Regions from separate parts of the Homo sapiens genome. Here region 1 is linked to region 2. A link is a loop called in an ENCODE intact Hi-C map of the cell type or tissue named here. Cell type or tissue: heart right ventricle. All regions are shown on one strand.

Region 1 (8,000 bases), 290 kb after region 2:
TGTAGGGAGCTTAGATCAATGACTGGTTGGCGTATCATTCATTTAACAGCCGAAATGGGTGGGACTGAGGAAATGACTAGAGAGGTAGCGTCTTGGAGAAAAGGCAAATTAAGAGCTAGCCAGTCAATTTGTCAAGTGCAAGAAGCTCAGTTTTACACAAACGGGACTAAAACTTGAAAAATCAATCATGCATGAAACTTTAAAGTGGGGTTGGGAGGCAGGATCTGGAGAAATTCCCAGAACCACAAGATATGGCTCTTCTACTCCAGGAAGGGTGTGGTCTGAGGGCTTAAGATAGCATGATGATTTTTATTATCTTTTATTTTCTACTTATTTTGATATAAATTAAAGATCTACATAAGTATAAGGGGGTAAAAAACAAAAGCCCACCTTTCTGTTACCCCTTCTAATCTGTTTCTATGCATTTACACACATACACAAAATACTTTTTAAAAACATAGATCAATCTGTACATCTTTTAAATTTAATAATATATTTTGAAGATTCATTCAATAAATATTGTGAACTACTTTAGATAAGATATTTCTGTTTTATTCACTCATTCACTATATCTCTATCTTTTCAATTTTTTTCATACTGACACACATATATTCATGTCTTTTTTAACAGTGGCAGAACTATTTTACAGTGTAAGAGACATTGTTTTCTCTCAGTCTGAGTCTTACCTTTCCATTTTCAAATGATATCTGTCAAACAACAGCTTTTAACTTCAGTTAAGTTCAATTTATCATTCTTTTCCTTTATAAGTAGTGCTTTTTTGTATCTTATCTAAGAAAATCTTTGCCTATCCCTAGGTTGTGAAGATTTTCTCATGTCTCCTTTTAGAAGTTTAATGGTCTAATCTTTATGTTATATCAATCCCTTAATTAAGGCTTGACCTGGTCTGAATCACCGAGATTGGTCCAGAAATGGACAGTCACAGGATTTTTGCTTGAAAGTTTCTGGGGAGGTATATTTTGTGAGATAAAAACCTAGAGCTGCTCTTAGCCATTTTTGCTGCCTGAGAATGAAGCTGATGCAAAAGAAAGAGAAAAGAGATGGAAAGAGGCAGGTTCCTGACAACATTATTTGAACACCTGATTCCTCCCAGACCTGCAGTCAGATGTCCTAGGCCCTTTCAGTTACAAGAGCCAATAAACCCCTATTTTGGCTTTAGGCAGTTTGAGTTGTACTTATTTCAACTACCATAAAATTTTAGGTAACTAATGGACATTGTTAAGGATGTGGCATCACTTATTTAATCTGTCCTCTATGGATGGGCATTTCAGTTGCTCAAAGTTTTAGCTGTTATAAGTCATGCAATCCCTGGAGCTGGTGGAAGGAGGGGGTGGAGGAAGATGTTGGGTAAATTAAAGAGCCAATGTTTTGTGAGAGGCACAGAGAATTTCCTAAGAATAAAGCAGCAAGAGTCTACCTTCAGCCTGCATAGTTAAACCAAGGGAGAGGTGATTGTTTCATCAGACTTTTCATTAGAGGACTGGGGGCTTCTCTTCCACGGGCAAAGGAGTGGCCAGGAAGGAGATAGGGCTGTTCTATAACAGTATCAGCATCAGGCAAGGGGAGAAGGCAGAGGGGCAAGGCTGTTGCCTGCCCGAGGTTCCCGAGATGGGCTCTGCTCAGGCCCTTGTCACGCTTGTGATCACAGCCTTGCCTTCAGCCCTTTCCACAGACCTTTTCTCTCTCTACTCACATACCATGTCATAGCCCTTTGCAAAGTGACCTTTAGACCTTGTGTTAATCAGTTTCGGCTCCTACAATAAAGTAACAGACTCGGTGGCTTATAAATGATGGACATTTATTTCTCACAGTTCTGGAGGCTGGAAGTCTGAAATCAAGGTGCCTACATGGTCAGGTTCTGATGAGGGCCCTCTTCTGTGTTGCAGACTGCTGTCTTCTCATTGTGTCTTCACATGGTGGAAAAAAAAAAGCGGTGGGGGGTGCCCTAGAGAGCACTCTGAGGTCCCTTTTATAAGGGCACTAATCCCATCCATGAGGGCTCCACTCTCATGACTGAATCACCTCCCAAAGGTCCCATTTCCTAATACCATTATATTGGGGATTGAGATTTTAACATATGAATTTTGAGACATTCATATGTCATTCAGCTCATTGCAGATCCCAAAACATACAACAAGAAACTTAGAATATAATCATTTGAATAACTTTCAAGTTTGCAAGTAAAAATCTGTTATAAAGGCAATATTATTATTATTACTATTGCTCATTTGAAAATGAGAGTATAGTGGAAATAGAAGAGGGCTTCAGCATACTCTTTGAAGTCAGAAAGATCTGAACAACTAGTAGATTAAAAACCTCGGGTAAGCTACTTTTTATGCCTCAGTTCTTAATCTATAAACTGTACATAGCAAACACTTTGTTCATGTAATTATGGCAAGGATTGAATGAGATAATTTTTGGCAGCATGGCATATGGAAAATAACTGATGAATGGTAACAGACATTATTAAAAAACAAAGGCTCAGGGAAATAGAGACATGTCCAAGTTCTCATAACTAGGGAGGGTCCAGAACAGTCTTGGATCCACCCATGACTTCTGATTCTTGTTCTTTCCACTACACAGTTTTTTTTTTTTTTTTTTTTTTTTTTTTTTTTTAAGATAGGGTCTTACACTGTTGTCCAGGCTGGATGAAGTACAGTGGTGTGATCACGGCTCACTGCAGCCTTAAACTCCTGGGCTCAAGTCATCCTCCTGCGTCAGCCTCCTAAGGTGCTGGGATTACAAGCATGACCCACGGCACCTGGCTCCACTGCATAGCATCTGAATGTAAATTGGGCAGTCAGGGAAGACCCAGACTAGTCTCTCAGCCAGTGAAGGGAGAGTATGGAGATAATTTGTTTCCAGCTCTTTTTACTTAACTGTTGGACAATTTCCCTTTCTCAAACATCCTCCAAATACTGGTGTATTTAGAATGAGACCCTCGCAGGTGCTGACCTAACACCACTTCAAGGTTTTCTACCATAACTAAGACCTCAACGAGTTGTTCGATTTCCCAGAGCTCTCGGCCCAGGCTCCCCCTGGCGGCCGCTGCGGAGAAGCACCCAGTACCAACTGGGCCAGGGAGCCTCCGCGCTCGTGGAGCAGAAGGGTCAAGAGCAGATGGTGGCCGCCATTTGTATTTACTAAGCCCAAGCAGGGCAAACACTTCACAGGAGGCACCCAGCTTGTGACGCAATCCTTCCCCAGGTGGAGGACACACTCACATTCTGCTCTGGGGATTCCAGTACCAAGAGGACAAACAGTGGTAGGGGACAGAGCTTAGGTCCTCTGGGAGGAAAGTGGCTGAGGAATTGGGTGGAGGAGGCCGAAGCCTTTTATGGCCTCTCTAATTCTTAAGTAGTTGGCTCACATCCCTCAGGGCTGGCGTTATAATGGTACCTGCGGTGCTTAGCCAGCTTGGCCTAGGGAACTTTCTCGTCCAATCTGGACTGGGCCCTGAGCTCTGTGCAGCCTGTGTCTATTCTTGGTCACACACTTGAATACTCCAGTTTTTGACTACCCAGTTTCTAATACATTTCAATGGAAGCCTGTGCTGTTTAATCCCCAGGATGCCCCTGTAAGCTAGATTCTTTTATTATCCTCATCTTGGAGATGAGGAGACTGCAATACGGAGATCCTGTGTCTCCTGCTGAGGATCACTCAGCCATGCAATAGAAAAGTTGGCATTGAAGCCTAGATCTGAGAGCTTCAAGGGCTGTTTGCCTTCCACCAGGCTATCCTGCACTGAACACAGTAATTATTTGTTACCTATAGACATGACCAATCATAGAACTGAAGAAAAAACCTGGAGTCAAAGCAGAAGGGAGAAACCTAATTATTCACAATTCTACTTGTGTCTTCCTTCCTTCCTTCCTATCCCTCTCCCTCCCTATGGTTTGTTCTACAAGCTTTCCTTTTATCAAAGAATCACTGCCAAGCCGCAGCTTCCTGTGTTTTGTCTTATTACTCAGAGAAGAAAGTAGTGTCTGCTGGCTTGATCTGTAACTCGGGCCGTAATTACTTCTGAACTGTTAGGGTTCAGAGGGCTGGCTAAAGATCTCCAAGAAATATCAGAACCTTCTGATTCTGTCATCTCTTGGGTGGAACTTAGAGACAAGTAACGTTATTGGAGCACTATTAAGTATCATATTCTGATTTATAGATAGATATTCTAAGGGGTATGTGTCTGTGTGTATACACACACACACTGTGTACACTTTGGGTCTGGGCTCTTTTGCTCAGCATAACACTTCTGAGATTTATCCATACTGTTGCATACATCAGGGGTTTGTTTCTTTTTATTGCCGAGTAGTACTCTGTTGTATTGATATACAACAATTTATTCACCATTCCCCCTGATAGACATTTGTGTGGCTTCCAATTTTGAGCGATTATGAAAAATGCTATGAACATTTGTGTACAACTCTTTGTTTAGACATATACTTTTGTTTTTCTCTCAAATGTTTTATTTCCTGTGAATGAAATTTCTGGGTTGTATGCAAAGCATGTGTTTAACTTTTTAAGAAATTGCCAAACTGTTTTTCCAAGTGGTACTATTTTATATTCCCACTAACACTGTTGGAGTTTCGGTTGTTCTACATCCTCATTAACACTATTATCAGTGTTTCAAATTTTAACCATTACACATAAGTTTTAGTTCATGTTGTCTCATAATTTTAATTTACATTTCCCTGAAGATTGATTATGTTGAAGATATTGTTACGTATTTATTAGCTGCCCATAATCCTCTTTTGTGAAATGGATGTTTAAATATTTTGCCCATTTAAAAAAAATCGGGCCTCTTATCTGTTTCTGAATGAGTTATAGGAGTTCTTATATTCTCGATATAAATTCCTTGTCAGGGCTGGGCGCAGTGGCTTACGCCTGTAATCCCAGCACTTTGGGATGTCGAGGTGGGTGGATTACTTGAGGTCAGGAGTTTGAAACCAGCCTGGCCAACATGGTGAAACCCCGTTTTTACCAAAAGTACAAAATTTAGCCAGACATGGTGACAGACACCTGCAATCCCAGCTACTTGGGAGGCTGAGACAGGAGAATTGCTTGAACCCGGGAGGCGGAGGTTGCAGTCAGCCAAGATCATATCACTGCACTCCAGCCTGGGTGGCAGAGTGAGACTCTGTCTCAAAAAAAAAAGAAAAAAATTCCTTGTCAGATGTGTGTATGTCCGTGTGTGTGTATACATATGTGTGTGTGTGTGTGTGTGTGTGTGTATATATATGAATGACTATGTAACTATATATTATATACATGTATCTGAAACTTGCCTTTTTAATATTTAAATATGTTGTCTTTCACAGAGCAGGAGTTTTTACTTTTGATTAAGTCCAATTTATTAATTTTGTTCTTTTGTGCTTAATGCTTTTTTGTGTCTTTCAGAAAAGAAAATAACAAAAAAGAAAATCGCACACACAAAGTCTTTAACCTTAAGTTTGAAAAAATTTTCTCAATGTTTAGAAGTTTAATAGTTTTAGCCTCTTTGTTATACTTATGGTAATTTTAGAGTTAATTTTTGTGTATGTTTGAGGTAAGGTTATTAGTCTGTTTTCACACTGCTATAAAGAACTACCCAAGACTGAGTAATTTATAAAGGAAAGAGGTTTAGTTGATACACAGTTCCACATGGCTGAAGAGGTCTCAGAAACTTACAATCATGGTGGAAGGTGAAGGGAAAGCAAGGCATGACTTACATGGTGGCAGGAGACAAAGAGAGCGAAGGGGGAACTGCCAAACACTTTTAAACCATCAGGCCTCGTGAGAACTCACTTCACTATCATGAGAACAGCATGGGGGATACTGCCCCCATGATCCAATCACCTCCCACCAGGTCCCTCCTTTGACACGTGGGAATTACAATTCGAGGTGAGATTTGGGTGGAGACACAGAGCCAAACCATATCATAAGGGATGAGGTCAAGTTTTTCCAAATGAATATACAAAGTTGTTCCATTACCATTTGTTAAAAAGATGGAGGTTGTGGTGAGCTGAGATCATGCCACTGCACTCCAGCCTGGGCAACAGAATGAGACTCCGCCTCAGAAAAAATTAATAGATCACATATAGTAGATCTATTTCTGGACTGTCAATACTGTTCCTTTGATTTATAAATCTGCCCTTATAACATTACACTGTCCTGATTGTAGCTTTTTTTTTTTTTTTTTTTTTTTTTTTTTTTTTTTTGAGACGGAGTCTTGCTCTGTCACCCACGCTGGAATGCAGTGGCACAATCTCGGCTCATTGCAACCTCTGCCTCCCGGGTTCAAGCGATTCTCCTGCCTCAGCCTCCTGAGTAGCTGGGATTACAGGCACCCACCACCATGCCTGGCTAATTTTTGTGTTGTTTTTTTTTTTTTAGTAGAGATGGGGTTTTGCCATGTTGGCCAGGCTGGTCTCGAACTCCTGACCTCATGATATGCCCGCCTCAGCCTCCCAAAGTGCTAGAATTAGAGGCGTGAGCCACTGCGCCTGGCTCTGATTGTAGCTTTATAATCAGGTAATATAAGTCTCCCAACTTAGTTCTTTTTCAAATTGTTTTGGGTATTTGATGTCCTTTGTGAATTTTGGAATAAGCTTATCAATATCTAAAAATAATCTGCTGAGATTTTGATAGGAATTGAGTTAAAGATATAAATTAATTTGGAAAGTATTAACTATATTGAGTTTCCAATCTGTGAACATAATATATCCCTGTGTTCATTTAAATTTTCTTTAATTTCTCTTAGCAGTGTTTTAGTTTCCATTTTGCAGATCTTGAATAATTTTTTTTAATTATACTTTAAGTTCTAGGGTATATGTGCACAATGTGCAGGTTTGTTACATAGGTATACATGTGCCATGTTGGTTTGCTGCACCCATTAACTCGTCATTTACATTAGGTAATTCCTAATGCTATCCCTCCCCCTGTCCACCCTCCATGACAGGCCCTGGTGTGTGATGTTCCCTGCCATGTGTCCAAGTGTTCTCATTGTTCAATTCCCACCTATGAGTGAGAACATGTGGTGTATGATTTTCTGTCCCTGTGATAGTTTGCTCAGAATGATGGTTTCCAGTTTCATCCATGTCCTTGCAAAGGACATGAACTCATCCTTTTTTATGGCTGCATAATATTCCATGGTGTATATGTGCCACATTTTCTTAATCCAGTCTATCATTGATGCACATTTGGGTTGGTTCCAAGTTTTTGCTATTGTGAACAGTGCCACAATAAACATACATGTGCATGTGTCTTTATAGTAGCATGATTTATAATACTTTGGGTATATACCCATTAATGGGATGGCTGGGTCAAATGGTATTTCTAGTTCTAGATCCTTGAGGAGTTGCCACACTGTCTTCCACAATGGTTGAACTAATTTACACTGCCACCACCAGTGTAAAAGCATTCCTATTTCTCCACATCCTCTCCAGCACCTGTTGTTTCCTGTCTTTTTAATGATCACCATTCTAACTGGCGTGAGATGCTATCTCGTTGTGGTTTTGATTTGGATTTCTCTGATGACCAGTGATGATGAGCATTTTTTCATGTGTCTGTTGGCTGCATAAATGTCTTCTTTTGAGAAGTGTCTGTTCATATCCTTTGCCCACTTTTTGATGGGTTTTTTTTTCTTGTAAATTTGTTTAAGTTCTTTGTAGATTCTGGATATTAGCCTTTTGTCAGATGGGTAGATTGCAAAAATTTTCTCCCATTCTGTAGGTTGCCTTTTCACACTGATGGTAGTTTCTTTTGCTATGCAGAAGCTCTTTAGTTTAATTAAGATCTTGAATAATTTTTAAAAATTTATACCTAAGTAGCTCATCTTTTTGAATGCTCTTATAAATTATATTTTAGTTACTTTTCCAATTGTTTGTTGCTAATATATACAGATGCAATTGATTTTTACATGTTAATCTTGTATGCTGAAACAAGGTTAATCTCATTTATTAATTCTAGTAGGAAGACTTTTTAGGATTTTCTAGGTATACAGT
Region 2 (8,000 bases):
GACAGGAGTGTGTCTTCCCCACAGAAGTGCAGCTGAAAGGCCCACCGACTGAGTGAGCAACCAGGAAGGTGCGTGGGGTGCGGACCTGCCAAAGAAAGCAGAGGGGGCCTGACTGGGGCCTCTGTGAAATGTCTATAGAACCCGGATTTCCAGACGCTTTCAGTGGCCTCCTTCCCAAAGGGTAATGAAGAAACAGGGGAAGTGGCCAGAGCATCTTAGAAACACAGTACAATGTCTGCTGCCACAAGAGAGTGTGCCCTGGGCCGGGAGGGGCTCGCAGGTGGCTCGGCAAGGGCTCAGGACTGTGAGGGGCATGGGGGTGCTCCACACTGAGCCATCATCTCCTTCCCCGGGAGACACTCCATCTCCTACGTCCTGCTGGAAGACCAGGCTTGGAAAAACATGAGAAAAACCTGAGAGACATTCAAGGACTAAGCAGAGCCAACCGTTAGATCAGCTGCAGCCTTCCTCCCCAAACCTGGAAGGCCAAATGTACTTTCCGACCACTTATTCCGAAGCATGAGATGGGAACATTAATGACACCTGGGTTAGAATATCTAGGCTCTGCTATTTTTGAGCTGAGTGGCTTGAGGCAAGTTGCTTAACCTTTCTGGGCCCTGGCTTCCTCATCTGAGCAGTGATGAACCCTAGCCTGTCTACAAGGTCAAATGAAACAGTCAATGTGAAAATTCCGCCCAGGCCACACAGAGCTGCACAGATGCTGGTGACCTGGCTTACTGGCATGAGATCACTTCCAAGCCCTGAATTACAGGAGAGAAGGAGCCTCTTTTCTGAAGGACCAGGAACCAGATTTGTTCAAACAGCCATTCTCCACCCCAAGATGGAGCAACTGCCTCAGCAGCCACTATAAAACTAGGAAGCTCCTCCAGAGACACCGGTGCCCTTCTCTGTCCTGCCCAGGATAAAGGCAAGAACCCTCCTGGCAATCGGGAATTAAAACCTTACTGCTGCTGCTTCTTTTTTATTTTTGTTTATTTATTTTTTTGAGACAGAGTCTCCTCTGTTGCCCAGGCTGGAGAGCAATGGCGCGATCTCAGCTCACTGCAACCTCTGCTTCCCAGGTTCAAGCAAATCTCCTGCCTCAGCCTCCCGAGTAGCTGGGATTACAGGCACCCACCATCATGCCCAGCTAATTTTTGTATTTTTGTAGAAGCGGGGGATTCACCATGTTGGCCAGGCTGGTCTTGAATGCCTGACCTCAGGTGACCCACACGCCTTGCTTGGCCTCCCAAAGTGCTGGGTTTACAGGCATGAACCACTGCGCCCGGCTGAAACCTTGCTTTTTATCTTGTGTCTCCAACCTAATCCCCCATGCACAGCCATCCCCCTCTTCTTTCTTCCACAGGCCTCATTAATGTCATATTTCCTTAGAGCTGTCCTGGTCACATTTTCCAAACCAAGAAAGGATCTGTGTTCTGACAACGGAATTTTAGTTGATCTGTAAATTTAGGCCATTGAAAGAAGTATAAAAATGTGAAATTAAATCATCCTTGGGCCCACGTTTGACCAACTGCCTTTACGAGAAAGAATCATGTTATCTGCAGGATATATTTACAGACCTTCCATGCGGGCTCAACCACAGGCCTGCCAGTCCCCCAGAGGGGAGACCTTGGGCTCCCTCTGACTATGAAGACTGCTAACTCCCACATCCACGTCCAGGAGGTCCAGCCCCTTGGAATAAAGATAAGGGCCAGAACACCAGGCAGCAAAACTCCCTTCCTTCTGGCTGAGGGGCTGCCATCACCAAGCCCAGGTGACCCTTCAGGAACTCTCTCCTGTCCTGGAGCCCAAATCAAATGTCCATCTGTGAATGGAGAACAATCCCTGCCCTTCCCATTTTCCCAGATAGTGGGGTAAGTGTCATTTTCTCATACACTGTGAAATTCAGACAAAGTTCAAATAGTCAACCCTGCCATCTATTAGCCAGGTCCCAGATGAAGTTACTTAAACTCTCTGAGCTTTCCTGTCTCTAATAGGTATTTCAACAAGCTTATTTTGAGAATGAAAGGCAAAAGCATTATCATCAAGTCAGTTCTTAGCAATCCTGCTTCCTCCTCTGTTCCAGGACTCTTCAAATCTTATCAGCATCCTTGGTCTCCAACACCCAGTCATTACCATTTATCCTCCTCTTCTCACAGCTCATTAATCCACAAGGCTTTTTAATTTTATCTCCATAACATCTCTCCCCTCTGCCATTTCCTCAGCCATGGCCCCTGCCCTGGTTTGGTCCTCATCAGCCACCAGCTGGCCAACAGTATAGTTTCCTCCAGCCCCTGCTCTCACCTGATGCAGCCATCGTGTTCCTGAAGCACAAATTAGATCACATCCTCTCTTTAAAAAGCAGGGTGGGGTGGGAGAATACATATTCATATTAGATTGTATATGCACTAAAATCACTACAAAGCCTCATAAGAGAATAGTAGCAGTGGCTACCTACTTAAGGGTAGGATAGGAATGAGAAGGAAGGGACATCTCCCTTCCATTCTCTTATGCTTGGAGATTTTTTGACCACATTAATTTACTACCTTTATGAAAAGTTTAATTGATTTTAAAAACTAATTGAGGCCGTGCATGGTGGTTCACATCTGTAATCCCAGCACTTTGGGAGGCTGAGGCAGGCAAATCATTTGAGGTCAGGAGTTTGAGACCAGCCTGGCCAACATGACAAAACCTTGTCTCTACTAAAAATACAAAAATTAGCCAGGCATGATGGTACATGCCTGTAATCCCAGCTATGTGGGAGGCTGAGGCAGGGGAATTGCTTGAACCCAGGAGGTGGAGGTTGCAGTGAGCCAAGGTTGTGCCACTGTACTCCAGCCTGGGCGACGAAGCAAAACTCCATCTCAAAAGTAATTGAAAAATATTCTGACTCCTGTTAGAATTTCAGTAGAGTCCAAAGCACTTAGTGAGCACATTCTCGCAAGCTTGATCCCTGTCCAGAGCTCTGGCTCAATTTCCTTTCACATTACTGTAAGACATTCAGGTTCAGAAGCATTTGTGGAGTGCTCAGTATGTTCAGGGATATTACTAAATGTAATCATCACAGTAAGCATGGCAGCGATCCTGTTATGTCCACTTAAGACAGACTGGAAACTGAGGCTGAGCTGCGGTAATCTGCCCCAAATCTCAAACAGCTGCTAAGAATTCTAGTATCAGTCACCTCTTTGCTGCCACTAGAGCATGATGAAAGATAGGCTCTAAAGCAGCGGTCCCCTTTTTGGCACCAGAGACTGATTTTGTGGAAGACAATTTTCCATGGGTTGGAATAGGAACTCAGAGGAAACCCAGAGTAACCATCTACCCAATGTGGAAGGCCCTCAGAGGTCTGGCCTTGCTTGGGGAGCTCCTACTTTGCAGGCAGCTGTTTTTAACTTTTGAACTTTGTCTTTATTTCTTCAAAAGTACAGTGACATGGTTAAGAATACAGAGTGGTGGTAAACTTTGGCACAGTCACCGTTTTTGGAGGTAGAGCTTGATAACTTTATTTAACGTTTCTGAGCCACGGTTCCTTTATGTACAGACTGGACATAATGCTCAGCATACTAATACAGAGCTCATAAGTGCTGGTGATGATCATTATTGACATAATATATAAATAAGTTGCTTGGCTGGGCACGGTGGCTCACACCTGTAATCCCAGCACTTTGGGAGGCCGAGGTGGGTGGATCGCTTGAGCCCAGGAGTTCAAGACCAGCTTGGGCAACATAGTAAAACCCCATCTCTACTAAAAATACAGAAATCAGCTGGGTGTGGTGGTGCATGCCTGTAGTCCCAGCAACTTGGTAGGCTGAGATGGGACAATCCCTTGAGCCTGGGAGGTCGAGGCTGCAGTCAGCTGTGATTGTGCCACTACATTCCAGCCTGGGCAATGCAGTGAGACCCTGCCTCAATTAAAAAAATAAAAATAAAAATAAATGAGTTTCATATGTTGAGCAAACGTGTGCCTTCCCTGATCGGGTTTGTTCCTCTACTGTATCATGGAACTTCTCTTCTGCAAGGCAGTGAGTGCTTCCTCAAAATCTAAAGAGAACAATCTCTTTGCCTCTTTCTCCACCCCCAACTCTTCCCTCCTCTGGTTGTGTAACTCCCGCCTGAGTAAATCCTTTCTGTGCTTTCTTCCTGGCTCCTGCTCACTATGGCATCCAGACCACAACAGGCATGAGACACACAGCCTGGTGACCGGGCAGTCTGAGCAGGCAGGGGTTTGCCAGCTGCTGCCCTGGTGGGGGGCTGGAGGAACCCGCCGTGCCCCAGAATTGAGGTGGAGGCATCACTCCAGGCTTTATCAGGAAAACCACTCCCTGTGTACTTTCAGGATTCAGCTGACAGCTCAGCCAGGCCGGGTTTTCATCTGCCTAACTTGGCCTCCAGAAACTGGACCCTGATTTCAGGGAGGCCCCTTTTAAATAGCCCACCCTGGGTGGAGGATATCACACTTAACACTTGAGATCCTTTGATATGCAACACTGAAATCATGTAGAAAGTATATTTCCAACTAAAATAGTCTTTGTTTTTTACACTCTTCCTTCCTTTCTTCACCCTCTGCTGTTTTTCTCTTAGCTTCCAGTAGAGCCAAAGGTAACAGAGGGACTGACTCGCTGGTTCTCCTCCAACATAAACCACCACCAACTTGGGGAAGCTGCCGTCTGGTTTACACATGACACAGAGCCAGCAGGGGGCGATCATCCCCCTAATTATTCTCCCATTAGCTCCTTACGGCCCTGGGCTACAAAAACAGACTACTCATCAGCTACAAATGGACCGTATAGCCTTTTGGTCACTATCTCAGGATGTGGAGTCAACAGACCTGGATCTGAATCCTACTTCCCATGTCAGCTGGCTGTCTAACACTGGGCAAGCTACTTCATAAGGATTACATAAGATAATGCATAGTGTTGGCATACAGAAAATATTTAGTAAATGTTGGCCATCACTATTGCTAGGAGTGGTGGGGTTGTGAGGAAGTCTTCAATGTTGGCAAGGGTGACATATGTGGTGAGCCAACGAGTAAATTTCAGAAAATGCTGGTTCTAAGGCCACTTCAGACTAAGGAGGAGATAAACTAAGGTTCTTCTCTTGGCTTTGGTGGTACCAAAGTATGCAACCATGTCTTTTTTTCAGATGGAGTTTCACTCTTGTCACCCAGGCTGGAGTGCAGTGGCGTGATCTCAGCTCACCGCCACCTCCGCCTTTTGGGTTCAAGCGATTCTCCTGCCTCAGTCTCCCGAGTAGCTGAGATTATAGGTACCCTCCACCATGCCCAGCTAATTTTTGTATTTTTAGTAGAGATAGGGTTTCACCATGTTGGCCAGGCTGGTCTTAAACTTCTGGCCTCAAGTGACCCACCCGCCTTGGCCTCCCAAAGTGCTGGGATTACAGGCGTGAGCCATCACACCCAGCCAGCAATCATGTCTTATCTTGTCTTAAGAGATGCTACAGGCAGGCTGGGGTGCAAAGCTGGCTACTGTAAGGCAGCATCTCTCCAAGCCTCTTCTGTAGAAGGGAATAGAATAACCTACCTCACAGAGCTCAATAAAGATGAAAGAAGTCACTAATGACAAATAGCATGGAACCTGGCTACATAATTTCTTTTTTTGCCAGCACTACCTATAAGTTCTCTTCTCTACTAAAAATATTTTATAACCCCTTGGGTCTAATGAGCCTAAGCCGTTACAAAGAAGTAGGGGGAAACATATGTACATGTCTGTCTGTAACAAACATCTAGAGAATTCAAATGCAAAGTTTAACTTACTTAGGGCCCTTTAATTATTGGTCACTTTGTTCGCTTATCAAATTAATGTGGTTAATGCTGGATGTTATATTTTAAGTACTGTATGCCCAAATTTGTTAAAATGTATCAGCTGAGTTTATCTTAGATGGCCTTAATGTTTCTGTTGTTGGAACAAAACTATAGCAAAATTAAAGTCTGAGAAGTCACAAAAACTCTAAGAGCCAAAGAAACTATCTACATGATACAAATTTTTCAGTGTAACCTTAGCCCTGAAGTACCATTATACCTTGATTGTAATAGCACGTTGTGTTTGTCCAATAAAGCACACAGTATATAACTTGAGAGGCTGGTACTTAAGATACTGTCAAATGCTTTAAATAATTTTATTAATTCTCCATCACTTCAACTGGTCAGCCACCACTTTTTCCCTCTAGCACAAGAACCAACCTTCAGGCCCTCACATGTCCACTAAAATCAAATATAGATCCTATTAACAATCTGCGGCCGGGCACGGTGGTTCACGCCTGTAATCCCAGCACTTTGGGAGGCCGAGGCGGGCAGATCACGAGGTCAGGAGATCGAGACCATCTTGGCTAACACGGTGAAACCCTGTCTCACTAAAAATACAAAAAATTAGCCGGGCGTGGTGGTGGATGCCTGTAGTCCCAGCTACTTGGGAGGCTGAGGCAGGAGAATGGAGTGAACCTGGGAGGCGGAGCTTGCAGTGAGCCAAGATCGCGCCACCGCACTCCAGCCTGAGTGACAGAGCAAGACTCTGTGTCTCCAAAAAAAAAAAAAACAAACAAAAAAAAAAACAAAAAAACTTCCACATTCATTTGCATATATTAAATCATTTGTGTTCAACTGAAGAATGAGTGTTTGTAACATAGGAATATCAGAAGCGACACCAACAATAGTGACTGAGGTTAGGCAAAATAATTTCACAGCAGTGACAGAGCTCTGGCTGGTAATGTCTAATGCACATCACTTAGTATCATAATACAAGCCAGAAACATCAACATATCTATTAGGGGGTATTATTATTTTCTGAAATTATATACTTTAAATCCAAAAAGCAAGTAACTTTCAATTGTGAAGAAGGTTGGGGCATGGCAGTGCATAACTGTAGTCCCAGCTACTCAGGAGCCTGAGACATGAGGATCACTTCAGCCCAGGAGTTTGAGGCCAGCCTGGGCAACACAGTAAGACCCCATCTCAAAAAAAAAAAAAAATCAGTTGTGACAAAGGACCATTATTCCACATAAGCAGTTAGCATCCCCTGACATACTGGGTATTTATGTGCTTGGGTAGTTCTTGTGTTCTCCACCCAAGTGTGGGCTCCATGAGAAAAAGAACTTTGTTTTGTTCACTGCTGAATTTCTAACACCTGAAACAGTGGCTGGCGTGTAGTAGGTGCTCAAAAAATACTTGTTAAATAAATTCTAATTTCTCCCAATCCCCAATTCATATCCCCTAAAATATAACTATCTTTCTCAAAGGTCCCAAGGATGTTACACCAGGCCTTCCTTTCATTCCAGGGCCTTTTAAGTCATGTGGTGGAGTCTATGTAAGTCAAGCTTTTTTATTCAACAACAGCAGGCCAGATCCAGTTTACCCATTCAGATTATCATATGTATCCTGAACGTACCTGAAACACTTATCTCTGGCCTCTACTCTAGCAACTTAGTGGGCCTTGACTTTCCAAAAATAGTCACTGATTTAATATACTGCCACATACACTTCAGCTTCATCACCTCTGGAATATTCTGCTCCCTTATTCTCTCCCTGTCCAATCCTCCATCTTTCGGCTTAAGGGCTACTTCCTCAAGGAAGCTTGCCCTGTTTCCTGTTACTCACAGCGTTCAGTATTCTTCCTTCCTAGAAGTCACAGCACTTTGCAATGATCTCTCAGATAATCATCTGTTTCGTGTCTGTCTCCCCTGCTAGGCATTATACTCCCCAGGGGCGGAGGCTGTGGCCGTCTGGGCAGCGATGAGCCCCTCTCCTGTACAGCTTCTTGCACATGCAGGTGCACACGAATGTTTGCAGAATGGTCTGAATGATTCAAAATGTTTAGCCCAACAAATACTAACAACAAAAAGAGGCAATCGAGCCTTCTGGGCCCTAAGAGGTCCATAACTGGAGAGCACAGTTAACAATGAGGGAGCTACCACATTATTTTAATTTCTTTTAAAAAAAGAGAATTTTTATAAATGATTCCATAGTATTTTAACCAGGGAAGCAAAAA

What was found. A loop is a pair of places that touch in the nucleus more often than their neighbours do. Peaks named below come from ENCODE experiments on the same cell type or tissue, not always from the same donor. Only the 100,000 strongest peaks of a DNase experiment are listed, where the experiment ranks them.
Region 1: it touches region 2 in a loop (4-fold over the local background); 71 of 110 quality-filtered maps call a loop at or near these places.

What each region holds. Positions count from the first base shown.
Region 1 is chr11:12,594,744-12,602,743 of GRCh38, reverse strand. No RefSeq gene overlaps it. Among named protein-coding and RNA genes, the nearest start is that of TEAD1, 76 kb to the left of the region's middle. RefSeq lists an enhancer at 2,928-3,222. In heart right ventricle, a CTCF peak has its summit at 3,073 (motif pointing left); a DNase peak (open chromatin) is centred at 3,092; H3K27ac peaks cover 925 bases.
Region 2 is chr11:12,885,649-12,893,648 of GRCh38, reverse strand. All of the region lies in intron 9 of TEAD1 (TEA domain transcription factor 1), which reads right to left. Among named protein-coding and RNA genes, the nearest start is that of TEAD1-AS1, 33 kb to the left of the region's middle. RefSeq lists an enhancer at 4,230-4,738. In heart right ventricle, a CTCF peak has its summit at 4,678 (motif pointing right); DNase peaks (open chromatin) are centred at 4,258 and 4,698; H3K27ac peaks cover 3,415 bases.